Linked DNA regions of Homo sapiens: region 1 is linked to region 2. A link is an interaction called in ENCODE POLR2A ChIA-PET data of the cell type or tissue named here. Cell type or tissue: PC-9. All regions are shown on one strand. Each heading gives the region's core, and the rest is flanking DNA. Links, peaks and the distances in the headings are about the cores only.

Region 1 (7,243 bases), core at 1,178-6,177, 220 kb after region 2:
CTTACCAAGCTGGACAACTGTGCAAATTCACAGTAATTTCAGGAACAGGGGACTATTTTTTGGTGCCAGTGGTGGTGAGGCAGGTCTATACACAGCATCATATTAAAGACTGATTTGATTCCTACATAAGTTTCATATTTTTTTGTTCCCATTGGCACCTACAAATCTACACCTAAATTGGGACAATTGGCTTCTAGTTACATGAAACTGATTATGAGGAAACTGTGGCAAGAGAGAATGAATAGATGATTGTAAATTTGTTCTCAGTACTGGAAAAAAAATCTGGTGATGCAAAACAAACGGCTTCAGAGACAGATGATCAGGGTGTTAACCCACGTGGACACACCAAAGCCACAGGAAGACTCTTCATCGGGCCTTACATACAACCTTCCCACAGAGCAGCAAAGCACGCCCTCCTGGAGCACCCTCGGTTGAATCATGCATAAGACAAACAGCCAGAAAAGAATCTCAGGGAAAATCATGGCCAGGAACCTGGGTAAATTTATTTTTTTGTTCTTCTTGTTTCTTGTTTTGTTCTTTGTTGTTTCTCATAGAACAATAAAGGAAATTAAACAGAAACCACGTATATTCATAATTCTAACATCCTGACAAAAGCATTATAGTTCTCTGAATGCTCTTATCTACATACACGTGTTTTGACATTTGCCCGCACTGCCAATATTTTTACAATCACTCTGCCATGTTGCTACATGGTCTTTATGGCTATGTAATGGTCATACCACAATTCACTCAGCCTCTACTTTACTGTAGGACATTTGAATTGTAAACTACTTTTTTTTTTTGCTGTCATAAATAACAGTGCTATGAACAGTGTTGTTCGTACAGCTTCTCCTTGAATTACTTCCTTATGATGCATTTCCATGAGAGAAATTATAATCCTGAAGAGAATGGAGTTTTTAATTGATTGTTTTTCATGTATGTTTGTTATAAATCAACTTCTCAGAAACTGTGCAGGATGCTTGGTTGATGTATACAACTACAGCCTCTACTTATGTGAAATTGTATTCATTTATTCTGATAAATGGCTCTTCAGATTCTCAAAGTAAGCCAAGACTTTTGCCTAAAACAAGGAAGTAGTTTTTCCTCTAGCAGATAAAAGATGGTGTTTTAATGCATGGGTAGTAAAGAGCTATTTCAGAATAATGTTCTTAAAGGCTTAACTTTGATGACTGACTCCATTCCAGGAAGGATCTAGAAGTTGCTAGTTCCTTCTAATATCCATTCTTTCTGGCATCCCTGGTTATATTCTGAGCAACAATGTGACCAGCTGTTAATTCCCAGCTTCCCTTTCAACTATGGGGTGGTGGGCAAATGAGTTTAAAGCCTAAGTCACTGGGTGGGACATCTGAGAGTGCGCTTGGAAGGTAATTTACCTAGCTTGCCTTCTCCCCATCTCTCTTGCTTTTTCCTGTGCCTAGAATGTTTGTTATAGCTGAAATTTCAGCAACCATTTTAAAACCATGAGGATGGGAGTTATATGGCAGGGACAGAGTGAAAATATGACATCTGAATCATCCAAGACTACCTACCTGCAGTCTCCTTTTATGTAAGGAAAAACTTGGTATGTGCTTTAAGCCACTGTCATCTCAAGTCTCTATTACTAACAGCTGGACATGATCCCTAACTTACACAATGTTTGTCTAGGACACTGGTTTTCAAACTCCAGTCTGCATCAGAATCATCTGGAGGCCTTCTAAAACACAGATTGCTCCCCGCCTTTCCCTCTTTCTCATTAAAGGGGAGGGAGATTTGCATTTCTAACAAGTTCCTAAGTGAGATTGATGCTGTTCTAAACTATGCTTTGAGAACCACTGTTAGGATATCTTTCCTGAACATTATTTCAACATTGCAAGCATTAGGCTGATTTTAATATTTAGAAACCACCAAATTTTGCAATAAGCATACATACCTCTTGATCCTAAGACACTATAGTTAAAAGTTCAGAAATATTTTATATGCTGTTTTATATGCTTTCTCTACATTGTTGAAGAGGTAGCTATCTATATTTTTAAAATAATGACCAAATTTGATGCATTTCTGTAACTATAGGTCCTCCTAAAATTGTTTTCAACCGCATGGCTGCCATACTTGTAACTATTTTATAAAATACAATGAAAAACAAATGAATTTTGGAGGGTGTGAGTAACCTGAAATCATGGGGGTGAAATCTCGAGTTCAGACGTATGTGTAATTCTATAAAACAAAGATGTATGCTAGTGAGATGGCCTCTACCCAGCTAAGAAAAAATTTCCATGGGAAAAAAATTATGAACTCTAAGGAGAATACAAAGTGGTGCAGGTGTAGCTTGGCTAGAGATAGAGTTTACATACTCAGGATCGTGTAAATGTTAAATATTGACCTAATCAATGCTACTGATATAATTTACAGGCAACATGAGGGGATAGAAAGGATGAATATGTTGGGTAGGAGTGTGGGTGGGTGTGAAAGACATCAAAATCATCTCAATGATCGGACTAGGTAGACAATGCCTGTAACTGAAAAACCAAATAGAGGAATAGAAAGATGTCACTCCAATTTGTGGAAGCAAAACCAAAAGAACCACTTCAGAGAGTTACTAGTCACCTCCAAGGAAAGGAAAGGGGGAATGCTGATTCTGTTTTGCAACAAGCCTTGCAACCAGGTCTTTAAACTTTGAAATAAAAACTGGGGAAACAAATAATTAACTGGTAAGGAAAAAGACATGATCTGTGATCAGACTGCTTGTAATCTAATAGCTAGTGCAAAGAACCAGAAACCTTATAAGGGTGGCTAGTGTTTCTGTCTACTCAGCCCTTCTTCCATCCCAGAATCTTCAGAGCACAAAGAGCCCTCCTGGCTACTGAGGTGGTCACGTGACCCAAGCTGGGCCAATTACAGCCTCTCACAGCCAAGGCCACACTAATTGGTCTAAGGAGTGGGCGCCTGATCTAAACGGGGCTAATCAGGGCTCTTGGGACTTGTTAAATTCCTGCCAGAGAATAAGAACCTCTTGTTCCTTTTTCTTTTTTAATCACAAAACATAAGGATGTGGGCTTGCTAGCCCAGCACAGCTCTCTCTGTGTCCACACCCCACTACTTGGACAAGTTTGTATCAGCGAATTAATGTTCCAAAAGGAACAGGGAAGAGAAAGACAATGACAGAGGGGGTCCTCGAGATGTTCAAGGCAGTCAATCAATCATTGGTGACACCAGCTCCACCTGCCCTTAGGTTCATTTACACAGCCCAATTCAATCTCTCCTTTTTGTGTGTTTACACAAAATTAAATTAAAGTTCACTTATGGTCATAAAAACTACCTTGTAGTCATAATACACAGTGGAATACCAAACAAAACTTATGGAAAGTTTCAAGCAAACACAAACAGAGAGAGAGAAGAGCATGATGAATCCCAACATCCTCATCACTCAGACCCACTATTGTCAATATTTTGACAATCCTATTTCATCTATCCACCCCTTCACCCCATTTTCCCACAGAAATATTTTAAAATAATTCTAGATATCAAATTATTTTACTTGTTAATAATAGATTGAACCATATGAAACTGCTGTTTTTGTAGGTCAGAAGTGGTCAACTATTGGCAATATTCTGTGTTCTGACCTAATATTTCAACAGTGTCAGGTCCACGGCCACGACTATGCCAAATGTCCTGCTTGGGGTTAGATTCCAGCCTCAGCTGAGGTCTGAGGCAAGTGGGTGGATGGGCGAATAGCTGAAAGAACACTCGGGGGGCTGTAAGTAGGTGAAATGTAATTTTATTCAGCAGCTCTCTCATCAGCAGCTCTCTTACACTGTCCACCTGTCTGCTCTGGCTCTGTGGCTCCTGCCACTCCCATGCTTGCAGCTGCACTCCCTGGCCTGCAAGGCCAGCCACAGGGTCAGCAGCCTAACTCTTTCCCTCTGGGCACAAGCCAGTTCCTGGCTCCCCCTCTGTCTGCCTTCGAAGCAACTGGCTCTCCCTTACAGGGGTCCCCAGCATTACTCTCTCTCTGGGCAGCAGCACGCAAGCTGTGCCGTGCCATGCCGTGCCGTGCCATGCCAAACTGAGCCCCGTGCACAGCATCTGCAGGGCAGTTATACCTTCTACAGACAATAGGGGCTCAGAGCCAAGTATGAACTTACACAAACAGGTTATATAACAAGTGGAGTATGCACCTGTGCCCTAAACTCGCTGAGTCACTCTGGCCTGGATGTCCACCTCGGCCTATTCCTTGACCAAAGCACATCCATGTACCTTATGAGTCTCCTAACTGCCAAAAACTCTTTTTTCCTGACATAACCACTAAGCCATTATCACACCTAACAAAATTAAGAATAATTCCTTAATGTCTAACAGTGAAACCATTTTCAAAATTTTCCAACTGTATCATATGTGTCTTTGTATTCACCATTTGTTTAAATCAGGATCCAAACAAGGTCTACACATTAATTTAGTGAAAATAACTTTGTAAGTGATCTTACTCTCATTTAGCACTGTCACTTAAAAGGAACCTAGGCAACTAATATGGAATGGTGGACAATCTTCAATCAACAACATTTAGAAGAATTGTCTCAGCTCCTTGTGTATATTACTAAATATACATATATTGCATTAATATGTTATATATATAAAATCTTACAGATTCCAGGCATTGTGATTTTGCTTCACAGGTTTTCTGCATTTGCTTTTATGAAGTAATTGCCAGTATCATGCCAGGAAATGAGAAAGGGCCCCAGGGAGGCCAACAGATATGGCTGAGGTCACCAGCTAATAACTGTCAGAGCTGAGATTGGGATTTTAAGTTGTGTGGCTCCCAAGTCCAAGCTCTTCGTTGCTATACCCAACCTGTGCTTTTTGCGCTGGTCCTGGTGAGCATTAATATGCCAGACAAATGCCTATTAATATTTTATTCCACAAATGTCTCGGTCAGCTCAAGGTGCTGTAACAAATGCACCACAGGCTAGATGACTTAAACATTTATTTCTCACGCTTGTGGAAGCTGGGAAGTCTAAGAACAAGGTGCTGGCAGATCTGGTGTGTGGTTAGGGCTCTCTCCCTGGTTTGCAGGTGGCTGTCTTCTCATTATATCCTCGTATGTCTGAGAGCAGAGATTGAGAGCAAGCTTCTGTGTCTCTTCTTATAAGGGCACTAATCCCATTTATGGGAGCTCTACCCTTATGACCTAATTGCCTCTCAAAGGCTCTATCTCCTCTTATGAGCACATTGGGGGTTAGGATTTCAACATACGAATTTGGGGGAGGGAAGACACAAACATTCAGTCTATAGCAACAAAGTACTGAGATCTTGTAGGAAAGGAGCTTATAAAAGTAAGCCAGGATTGAGGAATTGCATCCCTGTGACTCAGGGGAGTCAGTATGTAGGACCACCCTCTGCACTTCCTCTCTCTCGTCATCCTCCCTCTGCATCCCCAGCCCTCCCTGTGGTGCTTCTCTTCCCCTGACCTGGCTTGGCCTCTGGTCTTCCTCCCCTCACTTCCTTACTCCTAATGTTCATTCCTTTTGCCTCTTGCTTTATCTGCTTTTCCACTCAAGTTTTTTAAACTGAACCCTAGCCTGCAAACTAACCTCAACTCTGGTGGATGTTCATTTATAGCATTTTTTGCTCTGGTCAATCCAGACTAATTAAACCAGTACTGGTATTTCAGACTGAAGAGTTCAATCCCCTTCCCCTGTCAGAAGATCTAATTCACTCCACTTAAAACATGTTACTGGTGGCTCACACCTGTAATCCCAGCACTTTGGGGGGGATCACGAGGTCAGAAGTTCAAGACCAGCCAAGGTGGCAGGTCACGAGGTCAGGAGTTTGAGACCAGCCTGACCAAAATGGTGAAACCCCGTCTCTACTAAAAATACAAAAATTAGCTGGGCGTGGTGGCACAAGCCTGTAATCACAGCTACTCAGGAGGCTGAGGCAGGAGAATCGCTTGAACCCACGAGGCGGAAGTTGCAGTGAGCCGAGATCATGCCACTGCACTCTAGCCTGGGCAACAGAGTGAGACTCCATCTCAAAAAAATAAATCAATAAAAATAAAAAATAAACATGTTACCCCCGGTGACTCACAGCAGGCACAACATCTATGCTGAGTTGTAAGTTTCTCTGCTTTTATCATGTGGTCATCACCTGGCTCACGTAGCAGTTCCCAGGGAGATGTCTGCTTCAAGAGAACAACAATAATTGGAGAGATAGGAGGATCATCTTGGCAGCACTTCACAAACTTTAACGGGCATAGAAATCTTACTTGTGGGTCTTTTAAAATGAAAGTTCTGATTTGGTATTTCTGGGATTGGGCCTGAGTTGCTGCATTTCTAACAAGCTCCCTGGTGGTGTCAGTGCTGCTGGTCCATAGACCCACCCCTCTTTAACATGCAAGAATCTAGATCACTGGTTCTCAGCACCTGCTACACATTAAAACCCTCTATGATGCTTTTTATTAGGATAAGCTTAGGTGCAGGGATTCATAGGAGCTCCCAGGGGATTCTAATGAATAATCAGTGAAAACCACCACATTGGAGGCTGTAGTGGCAGCAGGAATTGGGTGGCCAGCAGAGAGATTCCTGGCGGGCGGAAGGTGCGGCATGGTCACGGGAAAGTGGAGGTCCTGGCTCCGGAGGGTCTTTGTTCTTCTGCATGCCCTGCCTCCCTTCGCTGTCCCTCACCTTTGCTCTCCCTTTTCTCTATTGTCCCTACAAATCCACCCCCTTCCTAAAGCATCTTCTCAACAAGAAAAAAAGCTGAACCAACTGAAAACCAATACTTTTCTTAGATCCATCAGAAAATTGAAGTCACAGGACAAACCTCACTCTGAAAATTGGAGACACAGGCAAATAAAGAGGATCCCAACTTACCAAGAGTAGAAGCCCACATCTGGAGCACACAGGTAGGAACACCGAAACTGAAATTGAAAATTTCTGAATGCTCACTGTGGGCAGTGTTGAGTTAAAAATTCCAGATGCCCCAGTTCTAGGGACACACCCCAGCTTTTGTTTTATCTTGAGGGGCCCCACCAAATTCTCAGGGTGAAGACTGGAGAAAAATTTCTTCATGCTTCCAATGGAGGGGAAAAAAGCTGTGGCTTCCAGGAAATAAATCTGAAAAAGATGTTGGGATTCAAAAACAACTGTAAATCTGAGCAAGCATGCAGTTCAGCACACAATCAGTGATGATGAGTTATTAGATGCTAGGCATCACGCTAGGTGCTGAGGATTGAGGATGAGTAAGACTG
Region 2 (7,243 bases), core at 694-5,693:
ACTAAGAGAAAGGCATGGAACAGATTGTCCTCTAGAACCTTCAGAAAGAGCATGGCCCCATCCACATCTTGATTTTAGATTGCTGGCCTCCAGAATGGTGAGAAAACAAATGTCTGTTGTTGCCGGGCGCGGTGGCTCATGCCTGTAATCCCAGCACTTCAGGAGGCCAAGGCAGGTGGATCACAGGTCAGGAGACCGAGACTATCCTGGCCAACATGGTGAAACCCTGCCTGTACTAAAAATAGAAAAATTAGTTGGGCATGGTGGCAGACACCTGTAATCCCAGCTACTCTGGAGGCTGAGGCAGGAGAATTGCTTGAACCCGGGAGGCGGAGGTTGCAGTAAGCCGAGATTGCACCACTGCATTCTAGCCTGGTGACAGAGCGAAACTCTTTCTTAAAAGACAAATACGTAAATAAATAAAAAATAAGTATCTGTTGTTTTAAGCCATCCAGTTTGTGGCAATTTGTTAATGACAGCCTTAGGAAACTAATACCAGCACTAATCATAAAAGAAAAAAACTGATAAATTGGACAGTATCCTAATTAAAACCTTTTACTCATCAAAAGACACTTATATTAAGAGGCCAGGTGTGGTGGCACACGTAATTCCAGTACTTTGGGAGTCCTAGATGGGCAGATTGCTGAAGCCCAGGAATTCCAAATCAGCCTGGTCAACATGACAAAACCCTGTCTCTACAAAAAATACAAAAATTAGCCAGGCATGGTGGTGTGTGCCTGTAGTCTCAGCCACTTGGAAGGGTATGGGGGGCTGAGGTGGAAGGATCACTTGAGCCCAGGAAGTGGAGGCTGCAGTGAGTCGTGTTCATGCCACTGCACTCCAGCAGCCTGGGTGACAAAGGGAGACCTCATCTCTTAAAAAAAAAAAATAGACAAGCCAGAGACTAATAAAAAAAATTCATGATACAGATATTTGACAAAGGCCTCTCATATCCAGAATATGTAAAGGAATGTTAGAAATCGATAATAAAAATACAAACAGCCCAATGGAAAAGTGTGCAATAAATTTGAATAGACACTTCACGAAAGGTATATAGACAGCCAACAAGCACACAAAAATTTGCTAGTATTATTAGGCATGAGGGAAATGCAAATTAATACCACAGTGAGATACTATTTCATATCCATTGAAATGGCTGGCACATAAAAGATTGACAATACAAATGCTCGTGAAGATATGACGCAAAGGGAACTTTCATACATTGCTGTTGGGAGTCGTCCTCTCTTTGGAGAACTACACGGCAGCTTTTTAATAAAGTTAAACATATACCTACTATATGACCAGGAATTTTGCTCATCAGGTATTTATGTACCCAAAGAGAAATGAAAACATACACCCACAAAAAGATTTCAACAGGAATGTTCATAGCAATCTTATTCATTACAGTGTCCAAACTGAAAATAACATATATGTCCATTAACAAGAGAATGCACTGAACAAATTTGGTCTATTTGCATAATATAACAATACTCAGCAATAAAAAGGAATGACCTGGTGCAAACAATGTTGGCGAATCTTGAAAACATAAAACTAAGTAAAAGAAGCCAGTTTAAAAAAATACGTACAGTGTGATTCCATTTGTATGAAAAACTATCATTTGCAGGTGGATTTTGAGGAAAGGGCAGGAGTGATGGAAATATTCTTGATCTTGTTTTAAGTACTTAGGTGGTTACCTGAGTGTGTGTGTGTCTGTGTGTGTGTGTGTGTACATACACATGCACGAAGAGAGAGAGAGAGTCAAAAATCATTGAACTGCATTTTTTTACTATGTGAAGATTCTGATTAACCTCTTGTCACTGGGATTTTTTGTGGGTATAGCTGGTATTTTTTTTCTACAGTGGCAGACCTACTAATACATTAGTCTAAACCTGTTTATATGGCTGTTTCGGTTCTACACAAAGAAGATCCCATTATCATGTATTTATTTGGCAATATTATCAGTCCAGAAATTATTAAAATTTCTCTTTTTATTATGTCTTATTTATGTAAATTATACTTTTAAGATTCAAGCTATTGCTTGTGTATTACCTTTTTTTCCCACCTACAACTCCCATTCTCTTCCTTTAGAGTTGAGTATGCTGTTAAACAAAATAAATGTAGAAATATAGAATGGCTCAGAAAACACATTGAAGTGAAAATACAAGATTTGTGCATTTCATTGTATGTCAATTATACCTCAATAAAAAGAAGAAATAAAAATTTGTGGTGTTCTGCAGTATCAGGATCAGGTGGTGTCTTGGTATGTGTGGAGGGCTTTATTTATATCTTCGTATCTCTTTAACCTTCCTAAACAACCACAAATAAACATAGAATCTAAGATAAAGCCACAAATATTCCATGTAAGCAGCTAAGTGAAAACCGTGTTTGCTATTCAAATGCAAGCTTTGGTGAAGTTTCAGAGCCCTCACTTCCAAGCAGATTTCATCCTTAAGCCTTTCCTGTATGAAATTCCAGAGCTGTCGTTGTTGTGCTCTTTGCTTTATTCTGCAAACAAGGTAACATGGGCAGCTACACATGTCCTAATATACAGCCGTATTTCATTCTTTATAATGACAGCAGAGTATTTCACTGCATAATCCCCTAATGATGAACACTTAGTTTGTTTCCAACTTTTCAAAATTACAGTTGGTGCAAGCATATCAGTAATATAGGAATAAATTCCTAAAAGTGGAAAGGCTATCTCTAGGGGTATATACATGTAAAACTTTTTTTTTTTTTTAAGAGAGTCTCTTTCTGTTGCCCAGGCTGGAGTACAGTGGTGCAATCTTGGCTCACTGCAACCTCTGCCTCCCAGGTTCAAGCGATTCTCCTGCCTTAGCCTCCCAAGTAGCTGGGACTACAGGCATGTGCCACCACACCCTGCTAATTTTTGTATTTTTAATAGAGACAGGTTTTCACCAAGCTGGCCAGGCTGGTCTTAAACTCCTGACCGCAAATGATCCACCTGACTAGGCCTCCCAAAGTGCTGGGATTAAAGATATGAGCCACCGTGCCCAGCCCATGTGAAACATTTTCATAGATGTTGCCAAACTGGTCTCCAAAAAAGATTGAACTCATCTCCCTCCAAGAGTATATGAGAACACCTATTTTCCCCGATCATTGCCAGTGCTGAGCATTATCAGTCTTTTTTTAAATCTTTGCCAGACTAATAGATAAAATAAACCAACAAACGTGTCATTGGCTGTTTTAATGTATATTTCTTTAATTATGAGTTAGGTTAAGCATGGTTTAAAATCCAATGTTTTAATCAGTTACTATCACAGAAAAAGACCAGATGTGGGGAGGAATAGAAATGGAAAGACATTGAAATATAGACTTTTTAGCATTCGGGCCATCAGTGAGTATCACTTGTCTGGACAAGCAGGCAAGGAGGAAGCTGTCAAACTTGTTAAACTAGTTGACAAAATCAATGTCATGTTCTCTAGGCTGTTGCATTTGAGTCTGTAATTCTTTTTGACAGTCTGTCATGGCCTTATTACTTTGATTGCCAATTCTTGATGCCAACATTACATTGTGTTTATAAGGGGAAAGTAATCTAAGAATCCTTACAAAACCCTGATGATATATAATAATAGTTTAATGCCTGTGTTCCAATATTGTTTTTTTCACATCATGATAAATTATACAATGTTGTAAGGTATTTCTTCTGAGACAGAAGATCAGTGTATAGCTATTGCCCCTTTCTGCTTCTGAAGAAACATTATTTACAGTCTAATAGACTAAACAATGAATAACTGTAATAGTAGAGACCACATAGAATAGCAACATCTGGTAGGCATCCTGGAGTAATGGGTGGGGAGGGTCGTTATAATTTACCTCTAGGTGTGTCTAGTCCTCTGATTCTCCTTTGTGAAATGCCAAGTGTTTTTTCAATCATCCTCTGCTGATTTTATGGGCTTCATTATAATATATCTTTTAATCAATTGCCAGAATAACAGATACCATTAGTGATTCTTCAGAGGTTTTTCATCTTGGAAATACTAATTATATTAGGCTATCATCTGAAATTTCACAGTACTGAAACCACCTTTGCAAAATTATAACTTAGGAAATTAAGACAGTGAAAGAAATCTGACCTAATCAACTCCGTCTTGCTTCTAACCTTTAAGCTGTCCTTGTTCATTCCTGGGTGTAGGCCAAACTAACTTTGGGAAGGAGTTCAGTTCATGGTTTGACTGAAACAAAATTGAAAATACCCCTTTCCCGAAAAGACCCCCTTCTTGCCTGGGATCAGTCTGTCTTTTCAGGACTAACAAGTTAGCTATAAGATTAGAAATTACAATTTGGGGGTCATGCAGCCTCTGGCTCCAAGAGTCTGAATCTCCCCAAATTGCTTCTGGGGATAACATCACTACTGTAAAACCTAAAATCAGTGCCCAAGATATTTTGCAGTCCCTGAGCTTGATGGATCAGCTGACACCACCCAGACTGATAATCTGGCTCAACCAGTTCTGCCATCCACCCAGGAACAGAAGACAGCAAGAAAACCTAACTTCCACCCCCTATGATTCCATCTCCAACCTGACCACTCAGCACTCCCCACTTCCCAAGCCCCTACCCACCAAATTATCTTTAAACACTCTGATCCCCAAATGCTCGGCAAGACTGATTTCAGTAATAACAAACTTCGGTCTCCTGCATAGCCGGCTCTGCGTGAATTACTCTTTCTTCATTGCAATTTCCCTGTCTTGATAAATTGGCTCTGTCTAGGCAGCAGGCAAGGAGAACCCATTGGGTGGTTACAGTACTTTCAACTTTCTGAAGTGTTTTATGTCTATTTTATGCCATTTTAAAGTGAAATTGAACTTATTAAATTCTGCACTAAGAAGGGACAGCCTATAGGAGTTGTGGGTGGCATATCCCCACACATATGAATCAGCTATAATGATCGCTAAAAAACAAATTTAGGGCTGGGTGTGGTAGCTTACCCCTGTAGTCCCAGCACTTTGGGAGGCTGAGACGGGCAGATCACCTGAGGTCAGGAGTTCGAGATCAGCCTGGCCAACATGGCGAAGCCCCGTCTCTACTAAAAAAATACAAAAATTAGCCAGGTGTGGTGGCACATGCCTGTAATCCCAGCTATGAAGGAGGCTGATGCAGAAGAATTACTTCAACCCGGGAGGCGGAGGTTGCAGTGAGCCGAAATCGCATCACTGTGCTCCAGCCTTGGCAACAAAAGTGGAACTCCGTCTCATAAATAAATAAATAAATAAATAAATAAACAAACAAATTTAGGTACTAAACCAACACTTAATCATGTGCAAACTTGCCTTTGTGTGCTCCATTATTTTGCAGTTTTTGAGAAAAGATTTCACATATCCTGATTTTTCAGTTACATACTTATTCCCATCCATTAAAAAAGTTTACATGACAGCTTTAATTTGTGCCAAACATGTGAATTGCTTGGGTTAATGGATTAGTAACTTATTTTTGTTTAAAAAAAAGTCTAAGTCTTTGAGAAAATGATTCTTTTGGAAAGTGTATTTTTTTTTTTTTTTTTTTTTTTTGACACAGGATCTCACTTTGTCACCCAGGCTGGAGTGCAGTGGTGCAATCATAGCTCACTGCAACTCCTGAGCTCAAGGGATCCTCCTGCTTCAACCTCCCGAGTACCTGGGTCAAATGTGCGCCACCACTTCTGGCTAATTTATTTTTATTTTTGTAGAGATGGGGGTCTCTCTATGTTGCCCAGGCTCCTCGGCTCAAGTGATCCTCCCATCTCTGCCTCCCGAAGTGCTGGGATTACAAACATGAACCATTGTGCCCTGTCGGGAAAGTGTATTTTAAAATACTTATCATGGAATACTTGGTGAAATACTTCATATAGTTTTATTTTGGGGAGAAATATTACTAAGGTGAAAGTGGCTGCTGGATTTAGTCTCTTAGAGATTCATATTGTGTTATGATAAATCAAATCTTCCATGAAAGTCTCATCTCTTACAGTTCTAGGATCCAAAGTAACCTGGATAGGAAATAAATAATATGAAGCTATAGGCAGCGAAGAATCTTAATTATAAAAGCAAAATATATTGTGTAATCACAAAATAATGAGCCTTCTTTTTCTTTTTAAACATCAAAAAAAAATTTTAAATTCACCTTTACAACAATAATTCCCCAAGAGGACATTTTTCTTGTAAGATTATAGCCCAAATGGAGTAGACCAAGTAAAATTTAATTACATTTCTTAAAAATTATGGCCAGGCGTGGTGGCTGAAGCTTGTAATCCCAGCACTATGGGAGGCCGAGGTGGGTGAATCACCTGAGGTCAGGAGTTCGAGGCCAGCCTGACCAACATGGAGAAACCCCGTCTCTACTAAAAATACAAAATTAGCCGGGTGAGGTGGCACATATCTGTAATCCCAGCTCCTTGGGAGGCTGAGGCAGGAGAATCACTTGAACCCGGGAGGTGGGAGGTTGCAGCGAGCCAAGATCGCGCCATAGCACTCCAGCCTGGACGACAAGAGCGAAACTCCGTCTCAAAAAAAAATTTTTTTTCCCCCTCATTAACTATGGTTATTCTGAATATAAAGTGTATAGGAGAGGCAGGATAAAGTCTTTTTATCGTTATTAATTTTAGAATAATAAATGGTGTCTAGCAACCTCCAAAAGTAGCCAATTATTATTTTTTAATAATAATGTTTACAGATTTTTACATACTCGGCGATGTTTTAATCTATTTGAAAATTCAAACTAATTCAAAAGAAAGCTGAGCTCTATTTCCTTTGAAACACAGTTGCAGTACCTGATTCCTGCCATTCCTGAAATACCTGGGAAACCTCTCCTTGGTTCAATTACATGACTCAACTCACCCTGCTTAAACCAGTATGAATTGTACTGCAGCCTAGATTTCCTAAAACAGATCTTCTGTTCATTTTTCCACCTCTGTCCTGCACTGAAACTTTGGATTTCATAAAAACAAACAAAAAAAGGTTTATTTAAAATCACACTGGCATTTATGAGGCTCATCTCTGCCATTTCTTTTTCATTCTTTGAATCTTAGCAACTCTCTTAAATAAAAGGAGAACAGATGATGCAAAAATAACTGACTTTTTCCCGCCAAAAGAGAAAGCATTTTTAAAAAGAATGTGAATTTCAGGCCCAGAAGAATGTGAATTTATCTATAGCAGATCCTCGAATAACATTTATTTCAATGGTGTTTCAACACTGATGAGGGAAGAAAATTATTATACTTCCCAGCCAGGGCCACTGTGTATGTGGAGTT

The links. Peaks named below come from ENCODE experiments on the same cell type or tissue, not always from the same donor. Only the 100,000 strongest peaks of a DNase experiment are listed, where the experiment ranks them.
Region 1: POLR2A ChIA-PET joins it to region 2 with 8 read pairs; 4 of 35 experiments call an interaction of 5 or more read pairs at or near these places.

The regions. Positions count from the first base shown.
Region 1 is chr5:75,017,084-75,024,326 of GRCh38, reverse strand. It overlaps a transcript of GCNT4 not described here. Among named protein-coding and RNA genes, the nearest start is that of GCNT4, 32 kb to the left of the region's middle. In PC-9, for the core only: a CTCF peak has its summit at 4,120; a DNase peak (open chromatin) is centred at 4,136; H3K27ac peaks cover 1,421 bases.
Region 2 is chr5:75,239,477-75,246,719 of GRCh38, reverse strand. It overlaps LOC124901006 (a long non-coding RNA gene), which reads right to left. Exons shown (of 2, transcript XR_007058823.1): 2 at 5,832-5,983. Among named protein-coding and RNA genes, the nearest start is that of ANKRD31, 6.2 kb to the right of the region's middle. In PC-9, for the core only: no CTCF peak of the experiment used is centred there; a DNase peak (open chromatin) is centred at 3,409.